Linked DNA regions of Mus musculus: region 2 is linked to region 1. Evidence: chromatin loops called from intact Hi-C (ENCODE). Cell type or tissue: heart. All regions are shown on one strand. Links, peaks and the distances in the headings refer to the core of each region. The heading gives the core; the rest is flanking DNA.

Region 1 (7,464 bases), core at 1,899-4,398:
GCAGAGGCAGATAGAGAACGAAGAGCTAGAAGCCAGGTAGGGCACCTGCCCTGCATGGTATATGCTCAGTTTTCTTTTCTGTCTTCAGGAGCTACCCCAAGCAGGACCTTAGCCTATGGTGAAACAAACAATGATGTCCTAGGACCACAGGCTTACAGTGATGCATACAATGCCCTCATCTCTGATAGGACAAAAAAGAAGGACCTGGGGGCTGGGGGTGGGGCTGGGAATGTAGTTCAGTGGTGGAGGCTTGCTTAAAGTGTGAAGTTTGGGTTTGGTTCCTAGCACTGATAAAAGAAGCATATGTGCGCGCGCACACACTGTTGTGATCATAAAAAGAGAAAGAGCTATAAGAATATGTTCTGGCAGGGTGTGGGGGAAGGGGATACCTCAGTGGGCCCATACTCTGAGGTACCACACACACACCGGTATAGAATAGAGTTTATTTAGGGCATGGGATCAGCCATGACTACGTGGAAAGTTGGGGAGAGGGAATGAGGAGAGAGGGAGAGCAAGGGGGCAAGAGGCAAGGGAGAGAAGCAGGAGTAAGAAGGAGAGGAGGGGGCAAACAGCCCCTTTTATAATGCCAGGCATACCTGGCCGTTGCCAGGTAACCCTGGGGAGGAGCATACCTGGCTGTTGCCAGGTAACCGTGGAGGTGGAGTCCAGACAGAATGTCACCACACACACACCTGGATGCACGAATTCATTCATGTACACACAGGCTTCTGCTCTTTCCAGAGCTCCCAATGTCGATGTGTTTTGCAACCTGGTGTGATGGTGAAGCCTACAAGCTCAGCACACAGGAGGGGCAGAAGATGCTCGCCTCACGAGGCTTCTTTCTAGCTTCTCAGCCGCAGGAAACCCTCCCAGGCCACACTGGCCACACTGGCAACTGTTGCCTGGAGCACTCTAGACACAACAGACCATTTTACTCACAAGCACTACTGAAAGCCCATAAAATCCAGATTCAGGGCTGGAGAGAGAGTGCAGGGGAAGAGCACGTATCCCTCTTACAGAAGCCCTGAGTTCAAGTCCCAGCACCCATGTCACCTGTGGCATGGGCTTTGGGGGGGGGGGGTCCAATGTCCTGTGGATTCCAGGGCATCTGCACATAATCTCCCACCCCGTGCACAGAAGCAAAAGTTTTGCTTGTGTTTTGAGACAGGGTCTCACTGTATAGCTCTCTGGCTGGCCTAGAACTTATACTCTGTAGACCAGGCTGGCCTCAAGCTCACAGGGATCCACCTGCCTCTGCCTCCCAAGTGCTGGGAGTAAGTATGTCACAATACCAGTCTACCACATAATTTTTTGGAAAAAAAAAAATTAGTTTCACATTTTTACAGAAAAAACCAAATAGCCACATCCTCATTTTGCTCTTTAGGCTGAACATCCTACGGGAAGAGGAGGCCAGGAAACAAGACTTCGAACTTGACATCACTGTGCTCAAGGAGCCATCGGAGATCCCAGCCTCTCAGCCTCTCACGCCCAGCCCCCCTAAAGAGGACCTGGCTTCCATCCAGACTAGCAAGGCCAGCCCTGGCAAGAAGAAGAAGAAGTGAAGGCACGCAGTGTCATGGTCGAGCTGCAAGGACAAGTAGACAGAAAGCTGAGACAAATGTTCCATAAAATAAAGTGTTTGCATTGAGCTTCTGATTTGTTTCGAAATGCTCTACCTTGGCCCACACATTAAGCTTTTCTTGTATGGCTGGCTGCATTTGTAAGAACCTAACTGAATGAGTATGTAGGGATGCACATATTAGTAAATGGGTTTTAAATTTTTGTATATATTTTTGTAAATGAAAGTTAGCTGGGCATAGTGGCACATCTCGGCACTCAGGAGACAGCTGCATGTTCAAGGTCATCCTGAGCTACACAGTGAGACCCTGTCTGGGGGCGGGGGGTGCTGTTTAGAGAGGTGGCTCAGTGTTTAAGGGCCCTTGCTGCTTTTACAGAGGACCTAAGTTTGGGTCCCAGCATTCACACTGGGGCAGCCTACAACAGTCTGTAACTCCTGCTCCAGGGGATCTGGCACAGTCTTCTGGACTTTGTGAATACTAGTAACCACACACACACACACACACACACACACACACACACACACACACACACACACACATACACACACGGAGAGCAATATAGGAAGACACCCAGTGTTGACACGTGGTCTTCACACTCATACACACACGTGCTTGCACACCTGCACACACATCTGCATAAACACAGATCCATGGACATAGAACACACAAATGGCAAAGGAGTGGAGACCCCTTAAAGAAGTCTTACACATGTGAGTTTGCATATTAGCTCTGCAAGGCTGACAGAACCCCAAGGAGGACTACCATCTCGACCAGAGAAACAAAGCCACCTGAAATTAGCAACACAACGGAACAGCTCAACCAGAAGTTTGAATTAATGCACAGACTCCGGAGCCAGAACGCAAGGAAGGATAAACGCTGACGGAGACAAACACATGGGATTCCAAGCAACACACCCCAGACAACCATGATCTGGAATGCGACCCCAAACTCTTCAAGGAACAAAAGCTCAGTATGGTGGGAAACTGAGAACCAGTTTTAAGTTATGCACAGGCAGGAAAAAAATAATGGAAATGAATGATTCAGAACGGAGGAGCAAGGAAAGCAATACAAACGGATGAGGCTGCTCCCTCACCTCTAACACAGTAGGTATGGAGGTCGGAACAGGCAGACTGCAGAGGGCTGCTTTCCGGGCTGGGGAAATACTGTGTCTCAGATCACTCAACTCATTTTCTCCCAGACCCTGGACTCTCTGGGTCAGCAGAACAGGGCTGAGTAAAATTCAGTTCTATTTCATCTCAGTTGTGAAGGGATACAGGGTGACGTGGCTCTCGGGAGGCCTCATGACCAAGAGGAACAATGTCTAGTTAGACAGCTTGGGGTGTGTAATGAAACATCGGGGATGTACTCAAAGCGAATCGAATCTAGTGACTGTATCTGTGCCTCGCTGTCCTTCTCTTGTCAACAGGGAGACCCCAAGCTGTCAAGATACTGTCTGTTAGTGTTTGGGTTGTCTTAGGGTTTATTGCTGTCAAGAGACACCATGACCACAGCAACTCTTATAAAGGCAAACATTTAGTTGGGGCTGGCTTACCGTTCAGAGGTTCAGTCCATTATCATCAAGGTGGAAAGCATGGCAGTATCCAGGCAGGCCTGGCACAGGAGGAGCTGAGACTTCTACATTGTGATATGAAGGCAGCCAGGATGAGGCTCTTCCACAGGCAGCCAGGAGGAAGGTCTGTATCACACAGGCCAGACCTGGGCATTCAAAGAGACCTCAAAGCCCCACCTCCACAGTGACACCCCCCCCCCCTTACAAAACCTCACCTCCTAATAGTGCCACTTCCCACTGGCCAAGCTTATTTAAACTACATCTTAATTGTATGTATGTGTGTGTGCACGTGTGTACACCTGAGTCCAGGTGCCCGGGGAGAACAAAAGGAGCATCAGACCCCGAGAGCAGTGGCTCTCAACCTGCTACAGGGTCAGGACCCCTTCAGGGTGGACCCAGCCTTCCTCAGGGGCTGCATATCAGATATTTACAGTATGGTTCATGTAACAGTAGCAATAAAATCCTGCTCTGGCTGGGGGTGAGCACAGTATCCCGGCATTAGGCAGCTGGAGAACCACTGCCTTAGAACCTGGCCTGGGCTACAGGAGACTGTGAGTAGCCTGACGAAGGCGGTGAGAACTGGATCCAAGTCCTCTGAGCCTGGCCTGGCCTGGCCCCTGACCTGGAGTTATGAGCCCTACTGGCCAGTGCAGTCAAAACAGCCAGCAACACAGGACTCAACAGGAAACCAGTATTTTTAAAAACTTTAACAATTTATTAGTCTTATTTCCCAGTAAAATACCCATACAATGTCAGCAGAATGGAATGGTATTCAGCTGACTACATTTAATTAATTTCACATAAATATTTAACATCTAGAAACCTCAGGGAATCATCAGACCAAGTAGAAATGTGGTTTTCCAAGCAGGTATTGCTTTACTGTGTCCCTAACCCAGTCACTAGCATGACCAGTAAGTTGTAATGGTAAACACAAAGGTTGTTGAGGTTTTTAAAGATGTTCTGCTGAGCCAGTGGAGTCAATCCAAGAAGAAGATGTTGTTGAACTGCGTGGCACACAGTTTCTTCACCTCTTCTGCAGAAAGAACAGAAAACAGTGTGTCAAGGAGCATAGCTTCTGCCCTTGAGGGCTGCATGCTATGATCAGTGCCTTCAGTTCTATGGGGATAAAGGTAGGAAATAAGTAAATGTCTGCATTAATTTTGACTTTCTCTTAAGAAGAGGACGCAGTAATAACCAACAGAGAAGGCAGTCAGAGAAACAGCTCACAAACTCCTGAGACCTCCATGTTTCCCAACACACTAGGGTACCACTGTTTTGGTTCTAAAAGAACTGGTTTGCGGAGAGCCTGAGATCCTCGTGGGTCAGCACTAGAAGTGCAATGCTCCTGAGAAGCTGACGGGATGGATGTACAAAAACCCTGGCCACAGTCTTGAGATGTCGATCAAGGGTTTTCCAGAGATAATCACCTTGGATTAGTTGATCCATCAAATCCACCTATTTTAATTTCTGTGGTGCTAAGTAGAGAGCCCAGGGCCTTGAGTATGCCAGGCAAATGCTATACCACTGAGCTCCATGCCCACCCCTTTAAACTCCCATTTTATCTCTGCATGCACCCAAATACTAATGCAAATGAAGACCTGAAATGTCCTAATGCTGGGCACAGTGAGGCTGCCTGTAATCACAACGTTAGGAAACCGTGGGACAATGGCTGTAAGTTCAAGGTTGGACTGGCCTACATAGCAACTTTCAGGCCAGCCAGATGGAAGCTCTTGTCTCAAAAACACAAAACAAAAGCCCAAAACAAACCAACAAAAGAACAGATGTTAAGATCCTCTATGTCACTTATGATGAGCTTGGTAGGATTTGTCCCCTGCCTGCCGTTAGTGTCATGCCACAGAGAGCAGTGGCGAAGCCCAATCCCATGAGGACAATGCGATCTTTTCTCCAGGACAACATTCATTAAGACCCATAAAGCAGCTGCTAGATCACACTGTCCAGAAAGGAGACCAACCCCGCCCTGATGGGAAGGCAGAAAAAAACTGCATTCTTCTGCCCATGTGCAGATGGTGACAGCTGGAAGTGCCCTGTGAACCTGGCAGCCTGGAGGGTTCTCATCACAGGATCTATAAAAGGACATTTGTACAGTGGGCAGCTATAAAAGGACATTTGTACAGTGGGCAGCTATAAAAGGACATTTGTACAGTGGGCAGCCATGCCTTGTTTGCTGATTTTTCTTTTTGTAGCACTTTAGAAAACACTTTTCTTTTAGGCACTGTTAAGTTTCCCACCCCACAGGAGAAATAAAAGCATTTAATGGGGGACTGGAGACACAGCTCAGTGGCTAGGAGCACCTGCTATTCTTACAGAAGACCCCATTTGGTTCTCGGCACCCACAGGACAGCCTACAACTGTCAGTAACTGCAGCTCCTTCTGGCTTCCTCAGGGACCAGGCACAAGTGGGTGGGACACAGACATAAATGCTGGTAAAATACCCATATGCATGAAATAAAGTTTTCTTTAAACCCGAAATACACAGAATAGAAGCATCTGCTTGGATCTTAGGAGTTGTGTTCTGGTTTCTGTTTGCACTGGAGGCTGAGTTAGGCCCTCACTCATGCTCGGCGGGTGTAGCAGTGGGCTACATCCCTCACAGACCCCTGACACCCATCTCATTTCCCCCCCACCATTTATTCAAGGTAGAGACTCCATTAATAGCCCAGGCAGACTTTGAAGTTCTCATCCTCTTGCCTCTTGAAAAGCTGGGATCCAAGGCCAGGAGCTTCTGTTTGTTTGATTTCTGGGGCAGTTATGAGCTGCCCCATGTGTAGACCAAACTTGAGTCCCTGTAAGAGCAGCAGAGACCCTGAGCCTCTGGAGCTGTCTCTGCAGTCCCTGTTTTTTTGCTTTCTAATGTTTATTTTATGTGACTATCTTTTGTCAGCATGTATGTCTATCACCACGTGTGCCCGATGCTGTCAGAGGACAGACGAGGTATTGGATCCGTGAGAACGGGGCTACGGCTGCCTGCGGGCCACTGTGTGGGAGCTGGAACTAAGCCAACGTCTTAACCCGGAGCCACTGCTGCAGCTCACCAAGTTACTTCCCTTTTAAAGAACTTCCTATTTCCTTGTGTGTGCACGTGTGTGTATGGAGGGATACAGTATGCATGCATGAGGTCTGAGGACATTCTGTGTGTCACCAAGCTTGGCAGCACGCTCCTGTACCCACTAGGCCACTTCTCAGGCCATATTTACTTTTTTTTGAGATAGGGTCTCCTGTAGTCCAGGCTGAGTTCAAACTCACTCTGTAGCTGAGGATGGACGTAAACTCCTGATCCTCCTGCCTCAGCTGGAATTATAGGTATGACCACAATGTGCAGCTTCTATAGTTTCTTAACCCAGGGAAAGATTATTTGAAGTATCCGTGGTTAAAGTTCTCCTGAGGTCCCAGGCCCCCTTACCATTGACCTCGATCAGGTTCGCATTCTTCTGACTGAGAATCACGTACAGCTCCCGCTGGTCAGACTTCTTCCCAACAACCCAGTAGTCGCTCATGGCCTTCACAATGATTTCTTCATCTTCATCTGCTCTGTAACAAAGTTTCAGAGTGGGATGCTTTTATGTACACAGCTAGACTGGGAAGAGAAAAAGAATTCAAAACAAGAAATGGTACTAAGGGGCTGGAGAGATGGCTCAGTGGTTAAGAGCACTGACTGCTCTTCCGAAGGTACTGAGTTCAATTCTCAGCAACCACATGGTGGCTCACAACCATCTGTAATGAGATCTGACGCCCTCTTCTGGAGTGTCTGAAGACAGCTACAGTGTACTTACATATAACAATAAATAAATCTTAGGGCTGGAGCAAGCAGAAGCCAAGTTTAATTCCCAGCAACCACATGGTGGCTCACAACCATCTGTACAGCTACTGTGTACTCATATACATAAAGTAAATAAATCTTAAAAAGAAAGAAAGAAACGACACTAAGTTGTAGTTATAAATAGTTAAGTAGTCACGTATGAAAGGCAACCTTGTGTGATGTGGAAGCAGTCTCTTCTCAAGGGCTCTGGGTCACTTGGTTTAAAGGTAATTATTTAGCTAGGCATGCAGGCATATGTCTATAATCCCAGCCCTGAGAAGGCTGAGGCAGAGAGATCTTGAGTTTAAGTACTACTAGGTTATACAGTGAATCCCATGTAAACAAACAAATAAGATAAATATAAATATACATACGTATAACTCCTTTAAATCTATTCTCAGAAAGGCAACATCCGCTTTGAGAAGTCGCTGGGATTACCTGGTAAAGTCACTGTTGATGTCCCCTAATATCTTCATTAGATCTGGGTGGACGGATGT
Region 2 (7,464 bases), core at 2,690-5,189, 430 kb before region 1:
GCCCAATCCAGTCATTGGCAGAGTGTTGGAGTAGAGGTTTGTCTGAGAAGATAGACAGATGGCCAGCATGTCCTTGAGACTGGACTGTAGAAGAAAGCGCACCACTCAGGAGCAGTGGGAGGCCACGTCACACCTGTCGGGATGGCTGTTGTCAGGGCAGTGGTGGGAGGAGGGGTTGCAGGAGCAGATGTTGCAGTGGCTGTCCTCTGTCGTTTTGTGCTGCTGGGTGGGAGTCTGGTGGTTCTTCACACAGTTGAACATGGACTTAACGCACAGTCTAGTAAGTCTACCTGAGAGGTTTGAAAACGGTTTAAAGTCCGGGACTCCAGTCTTAATACACAGTGGCCCAAAGACAGCAGCATCAAGTCTGTGGACAGGTGAGTGGATGAGTAGATGAAAATGGGCACTGGGAATGTGGCCTGGCTGGAAGAGGCTTTGTCTAGCATGCCCTGAGCCCTAGGCTTCATCCCTAGGACATCATACAACCAAGGCAAGGTGTCCTAGGCCTGTAGTCCCAGGAGTTCAAGGTCACCTTCAGCTAGATAGCCATTTGAGATCAGCCTATTTGAGACCTTGTCTCCAAGATAGACAGACAGACAGACAGACAGGGCGATAGGTAGAGAGACAGGGAAGGAAGGAAGGACAGTCCTAGGAAGCCCTGCAGACCTTTGCCCCTTCTCCAAGTGTGAGCACTAGCACTTGGCTGGCCCCAGTTTCTTCCACCAGTGTGCTTTTCCACTGCTGGATCCCACTTGGAATCTATTAATAGCTGCCATTTCTCCAGATAATCTCCAGTTGGCGGCTGGACCTTTGGGTTGTTGTCACTGTCTCACTGAGTAATGTTGCTGTGGGCATTTGTGTGCACATTCGTGTGTGTGTGTGTGTGTGTGTGTGTGTGTGTGTGTGTATGAGTGTGTGTGTGTGAATGTGTGTGTGTATGAGTGTGTGTGTGTGTGTGCGTGTGCGTGTATGAGTGTGTGTGTGTATGTGTATGTGTGTGTGTGAGTGTGTGTGTGTGTATGAGTGTGTGTGTGTGTGTGTGTGTATGAGTGTGTGTGTGCTTGTACCCAAGTGCACATTAAGATGTTATCTCACTGAGCTGGAAGCCTGCTCTTTCAGCAGCTGCTGGGGATTTTGTCTCCATCCTGGAGATGCTGGGGTTACAGGTGCTGCCGTGGTCACCTTTTTTTGAGTGTGTGTTTGTTTTAAATGTGGGGGATTTGAACTCAGGTCCTCGTGCTAGCTCAGGAAGTGCTGTTACCCACCCAGACATCTTCCCAGCCTGAGTGGGTTTCCCAACTCCCATTCCCTACCCCGACCCTGACTTTATATCCAGGCTGTTCTAAAACTTCATGTATCTTCACAGAACTTGAACCCAGAATGGTCCTCTTGCCACACACCTTGAGACACCAGCCACCCATACCTAGGGCTACGTAAGACCCTGCTTTAACTTTCCTCTCAAAATACGTATGGAGGGGCGCATGCACAGAGGTCTGAGACACTCTGTAGGAGTAAACAGGGTTTTAGCCTCTCGGAGTTTGGCTTTGCCTGTGGGCCATACTTGTTTGTTTACTTCTGAGGGAAGGGCGTTTGAGACAGTTCACTGTGTAGTCTAGGCTGACCTATTTGGGACAGGAGCTCCTTGTGTAGTCCAGGCTGGCCTTGAGCTAGAAATTTTTTTCCCCTTATCATCCCAAGTGCTGGGATTCCAGGTCTGTACTACCATGCACACCCTGAAAATTGTTTTTAAAAACTTATCTCTAATCTTTGTGTAGGTGTGAGTGCCCACACATGTGTCTGGGGCCCTCAGAGGCCAGAGGAGAGCGTCAGGTTCTCTGAACTGGAGTTACGGGAGCTTGGAATCAGCCGTGTGGTGCTGAGTTCTCGCCCCAGTCCTGTGCAAGAGCAGCCAGTGCGCTTAACCGCTGGATCCTCTCTCCACACCCCTGACATTTTTCTTTTTTGAGTCAAAGTTTAATAATCTTTTTTTAATGCTTGGTGTTTGCTGTCACTAGAAAGTCCTTCCCAACCCCCAGGGCGTGAGGGATTCACAATATTCTGGTGCCTACTTCGTATGTCTTTGAGCTAGAGTCTTACCATATAGTCCATTGCTGATCTCCAGCTCGAGAGCCTCTTTGCCTTGGCCTCCTCCATACCTGGATTATAGTCATATAGCACCTCACTTGGCTCATTTCAACTTGGGGTGTGTGTGTATGTGTGTGTGTATGTTGTTGTTGTTCAGCTTGGGGTGTGGTGTGTGTGTATGTGTGTATGTTGTTGTTGTTGATGTTGAAATCAATGAAAGCCTTAACCAGGTTCGTGGTGCACACCAGCACTTGGGAAACAGAGGCAGATAGATTTATTTCATTGAGTTCAAGCAAGGGTAGCCTTTTCTACAGAGTGAATTCTAGGCTGCAAGGGCTACATGATGAGATCCTGGTCTCAAAAACAAAACAAAACAAAACAACCAAGTCAGCTAAGAGCCTTTTGCATACCAGAGTACTCGCTCTAGGGCTGGTGAGATGGCTCAGTGGGTTAGAGCACCCGACTGCTCTTCCAAAGGTCCGGAGTTCAAATCCCACAACCATCCATTAAGGAGATCTGACTCCCTCTTCTGGAGTGTCTGAAGACAGCTACAGTGTACTTACACATAATAAATAAATAAATCTAAAAAAAAAAAAAAAAAAGGTCCAACATATTTAAAAAAAAAAAAAAACAACACAACAGAGTACTCGCTCTACCATCGGGCTGTATCTCCTGTCCCTCCATATTTATTTTGAGAGGAGGGTTAGAGACAGGGTCTGGGTAACCCTAAGGTGGCCTTAGACTTCCTGAAAAGCTGAGGATGACCTTGAACTCATGACCCTCCTCTCTCTGCTCTTCCTGAGTACTGAGAGTACGGCACGCACGGCCACACCAGGTCCACTCTAACTTTTGAAGGCAGTGCATGTGGAGGCCAAGGACAACCTCCAGGGCCTCCTTAGGTGCTGCCCTCTTGGTTCTTAAGAGAGTCTCCCTCACTGGCCTGAACTGTGCAGTAGGCTAGGCTGGCCAGCAAGACTCTCAGATCTGCCTGTCTCTACCTTCCTGGTGCTGGAAGAAAAGCCTCCTTCCCATGGATTGTGGAACTGGAATCGATGTCTTTCTAGCCCTTATTTTCATCTTAATTTGAAAATGTTATTTGTGGGTATGTATGTGTGCCCACAGGGTTCATGAGAAGGCATTGGATCCCTGGGTGCTGGGAATTGAACTCGCTGCCCACTGAGATGCACTGTCTGTTGAGGGTCCTTTTCTGCTCTTCACTTTACCAAACCTCCCAGCCACCTTTCGTTTGTCCCGAGACACTTGCCAACCCTGATACAAAAGCTGCCACTGCTGCTGGAGAGCACGCTCCGTGCTTTCCCTCACGGAGCCCACAGCACGACACAAGGATGCCCAGCTCCTCCTGAGCTGGGTGGAGCCTCTCTTCATTGAAGGTGCTTTTGAGCAGATATGTTACCAGGAGACAAGGCGTGGCTGGAGGGCACAGCTGGTGTGATGCAGAGATGCTTGTCTGGTCAGAAGAAACTCGGTGACGTGTTCTGTGTGGTCATGAGTCAGCTTCATTCAGAAGGGTGGTGTTGGCACCTTTCCTCATCCTCCCTAGTAATTTCCTCCAGCCTGAGCCTCTAGTCAGGGCCCACTTACCCATGCTGCACCCCTGCAGGCGGGTTGTCTAGAGTGTGCTCGAGCTGTCACTGAGGCCCACTGCCCTACTCACTGTGACTCCTCCCTGTCCCCTTAGGAGCAGCCTTGCTAATTTGCTTTGGAAAGTATTGGGAGCAGGGTATTTTTAGGTTACAAAGCAATGGTAGTCTGGACTGTCAGGTGCCTGGGGCCATTAATAGCCTGGGTTAGGGAAGGTGAGGAGACAGGCTTCCGGCAGGGCGGCAGCTGCTAACTGGGTCAGGCCTATTGTCATCGAGCAGGTCGGCTGCCTCACACGGGGAAGGACTGGGGTGGAAGATGCCGGCCCCAGATTGCCCTGGGGATTTTGGACAAAGCAGGGAGCTTTCTCCCACTCCTCGGTTACATTGTGAGCTAGGAACATCTTCAGCAGGGGTGGAGGGAGCAGGTGTGGAGGAACTGACTCCCAGTACTTGGAAATCAGCTCATCTCTCTCACATTCTGCTGGGCAGGGTGGTTTGCCATAAGTTAACAGCATTGATTCTTTTGTAGACCTGACGTGCGCTTGGGAGCTTCATAAGACTAGGCTAGCCCAAGGGCACTGATGATCTATATCTTATGTGTACTTGATTTGTATACTTATCTGATTGAGTCAGGGTCTCAGTGTAGCACAGGCTGGCTCAGACTCACTATGTAGCCAAGGATGGCCTTGAACTTATGATCCTCTTTCTCCATCTTGTTTGGAATTCAGGGCGACCTATGGCAGTGGACAGAGCTTCTCGCTGTCTGGCTCCTGTGCAGCTCTGTGGCCCCACTCTGCAAGGACCTGGTGTTTGGTGATATTTTGCATGTGTGTGACTGTTTTACTAACCCTCTGTCACAGAATTCTCATTTGATTATCTTTTCCAGGTTCACATTGAGATCCACTGAAGGCCATCCTTGACTGATAGGCCTCACCCCGACTCCCTGCATCAAAGGGCACAGAGCATGAAGGCTGGGAGAGGGACCCTGGGTGTCTGCCTGGCCAAACAGTCACAAGGAGGTGACCCGGACAAACTAGCATGTGGCCTTAAGAAAAGAAGTCAGAAGAGGAACCCCAGCCCATCAGTTGTGCCTTCTTGGACAGACCAGCCTGTAGCAGATAGCCATGGAAAGTCACGGGCCACGGGGGCAGCAGCCTCAGAAATGAAGCATGGTCAGAGCAAGGCCAGCCTCCTGCATCATGGTGGCTTCAAAGTGCTTCAGTCTCTGAAGGGATCAGTGGGGAGGAGTTCAGCCCCAGCAGCCTCCCTCGGCAAGGCTGTGGCTCTGTCCCCTGCTCCTTCAGAAGAGCAACTAGCCGGGATGTCCCATGGCATCGGGGATGCACTAGGAAGTGACTGGCCAGGAAGAGAGCCCAGAGCCACAGACAACCGTGGACAGTACCTCAAAGGAGAGTCCTGGGTGTCAGGACGGCCAGGCCATCCAAAACTGAGGGAAGTGGGATTCCTAAGAGGTGAACCACCAAGTGCTGGCCCCAAGGGGCTAGGCACCTGGTCAGAACTGTCTCACCGATACTTTGAGCTGGGCCAGCTGCCATATGCTTACCCCTATTATAAAGTTCTCCCAGAAGGCGAGCTGAGGTGTGTGTCCCTTGACCGTTTCAATCCCGGGCTTTCAGAGGAAACAGTAGAAGATGAGAAAACTCTCAAGTTCTTCAGATGGTCCGCAGATAGTCGTGGGGTCACTGGCTCTGCAATCTTCCAGATTAGCAAGTCTCTGATGCCATAGTTAAGGTTCAAGCAGAACAAGAAAAATAGCAGATTAACTTTAATAAAGGTTGTCTTGCAGTTTCTTTTGCATTAAGTCTGGCGTATGCTGCAGCCGTTCAGTTCCTGTTGTTTCCTGTGAACCAGACGCACCTCGGTGGTTGATGCAGAGGGGGACGTTTTCGAGCATGTTCTCAATCGTTTCGGAAAGACGCTCAGAACTGGGAACCCCCCCTCCCCCAGGAAAATGATTGATGTGCTCCGTATAAGATCAGACAGGAACCTTTATCACAGAGTTCTAAATCATGGAGACCCATCCTCAAGGGCTAGCGTCCGGATGCCGCCTGCCTCCGCTCACCTCTGGCCATCTGATGGAAGTGGAGGCCTGTAGGCTACGCCTTCCACTTCTTGTAAGCCTTGCTTCAGTCATGAAGAGTCTTGCTTGCCATTTCTGCACTGTACTGACTCGGCCAGAGGTCCCTTCTCACGTGTCCCCCTCCTTCCGCCCGAGTTGCAGTTTTTAATGGAGGCACTTTGGAGAAGTTGCAATATTAAATTGAGGATAATTTACAATTACAGAAGAGTCTGAAGCTTTCCTGCCGACAGAACACAGACAGCAAACGAAGCAATGAAGCATTTTCCTTTATACCGGCCCAGGACTTGTGATTTCTTTTACATTAAGATTTTCTTCCAAAGTGACCCTCCCTCCTTCTGTGGTTTGGTAACTTTAATAAAGGTCATTTAAAGAGTGGACATTTTACAGCCTCCCTACCCAAGACAGAGTTAAAAACAGCCATGGGAGAGTTGGGGGACCCTGACTGTATATGTCATTTATATTGTGTCCTAAATTACTATGCCATGGGCTATTTTAGTGTTTTGGGAAAATAATAAAATCTGTTCTTTAGCATAATAAATATGTTTTATTTTGTGTGTGTGCGTATGTTCTCCTTATCTTTTCGTTAATGTCGTCGTCTTCCTAGGATTTCAGCATCTTTAGCAGTGAGTGAAAGGTTGCTGGTGAAGACTTAAGAATCAGCTCAAAGAAAAAAAAACCTAACACAAAGATGGGTTTGAAGTTTTCCTCCTCCCTCTCCCTCCTCTTCCCTCTCCTCCCTCCTCTTCCTCCCTTTCTCCCTGCTCCCTCCCTCCCTGCCTGAGCTCCTGTCCCCCTCCCTCTCTCCAGGTTATGAAATAGTGCACTATAGCTGGTTAATGTAGCACACTCAGCACACAGGAGACCTGCGGCATGAATCTCGGGCTAGCCTGTGCTGCTGATTCATGAGTTCAGACACAGCCTGGTTTAGGAATTGAGTGCTAGGCCCACTTGGATTACAAAGCAAGTCTGTCTCAGGAAACAGAATAAGGGGCTAGAGACATGGGAACCTGTTTTCTGTTCAAGCTTGACCTGAAGTTGATTCCCAGAACCCACTTAGGACAGCCCAGTGTAGCCAGGACTCGGAATGGTTGTGTGTGTGTGTGTGTGTGTGTGTGTGAGTCCCTAGAGCTTATTGGCCGGCCAATCTAGCCTAGTTGGTAAACTCCAGGCCAGTGAGAGGGCCTGTCAGGAAAGAGATGATGTCTGTGGAGGAGGAGAGTGGCAGCCAAGGCAGATGTGGCCTACACACACCTGCGTGTGAGCCTCTGGGTGTGCAGCGTGCCTGTCAAGCAATCATCTCAGGTTGCATATGGCCACACACTTGTGATCCCAGCACTTGGAAGGCAGAGAAGCAGGAGTGTTAAGAGATGAGGGCTAGCCTGGGCTATATAATGAGACTATCTCAAAATACTAAGAAAGCTGGGCATGGTGGCTCACACCTGTAATCCCAGCATTCAGAAGCAGAACAAAACAAACAAAAATCCAGGCATGTGACTTCAAAGAAGGCCTTTTATATAAACATTTGAGACATAGTACAGAAATATGGTGCTTCAGAACTGGCTGGCTGGTGAACGTCCATAATCCTAGCATGCTTCAAGCAAAACTTATGGGGTGGGGTGTGTGGTTGTTTCATATATGAGTTTGAGGCCAGCCTGAGCTATGTGACAAGGCTAT

The links. A loop is a pair of places that touch in the nucleus more often than their neighbours do. Peaks named below come from ENCODE experiments on the same cell type or tissue, not always from the same donor. Only the 100,000 strongest peaks of a DNase experiment are listed, where the experiment ranks them.
Region 2: it touches region 1 in a loop (5-fold over the local background); 3 of 42 quality-filtered maps call a loop at or near these places.

The regions. Positions count from the first base shown.
Region 1 is chr5:143,984,067-143,991,530 of GRCm38, forward strand. Ccz1 (CCZ1 vacuolar protein trafficking and biogenesis associated) reads right to left here. Exons shown (of 15, transcript NM_177682.3): 13 at 7,406-7,464; 14 at 6,572-6,699; 15 at 3,843-4,183. The coding sequence ends at 4,128. It overlaps LOC115486439, which reads left to right. Exons shown (of 5, transcript XM_030254972.1): 4 at 1-36; 5 at 1,385-1,653. The coding sequence ends at 1,562. Among named protein-coding and RNA genes, the nearest start is that of Gm17135, 6.8 kb to the left of the region's middle. In heart, for the core only: no CTCF peak of the experiment used is centred there; no DNase peak of the experiment used is centred there.
Region 2 is chr5:143,558,182-143,565,645 of GRCm38, forward strand. Fam220a (family with sequence similarity 220, member A) reads left to right here. Exons shown (of 2, transcript NM_133703.5): 2 at 4,576-6,350. The coding sequence starts at 4,654. The coding sequence ends at 5,436. Among named protein-coding and RNA genes, the nearest start is that of Fam220a, 13 kb to the left of the region's middle. In heart, for the core only: no CTCF peak of the experiment used is centred there; a DNase peak (open chromatin) is centred at 3,880; H3K4me3 peaks cover 215 bases; H3K27ac peaks cover 1,893 bases.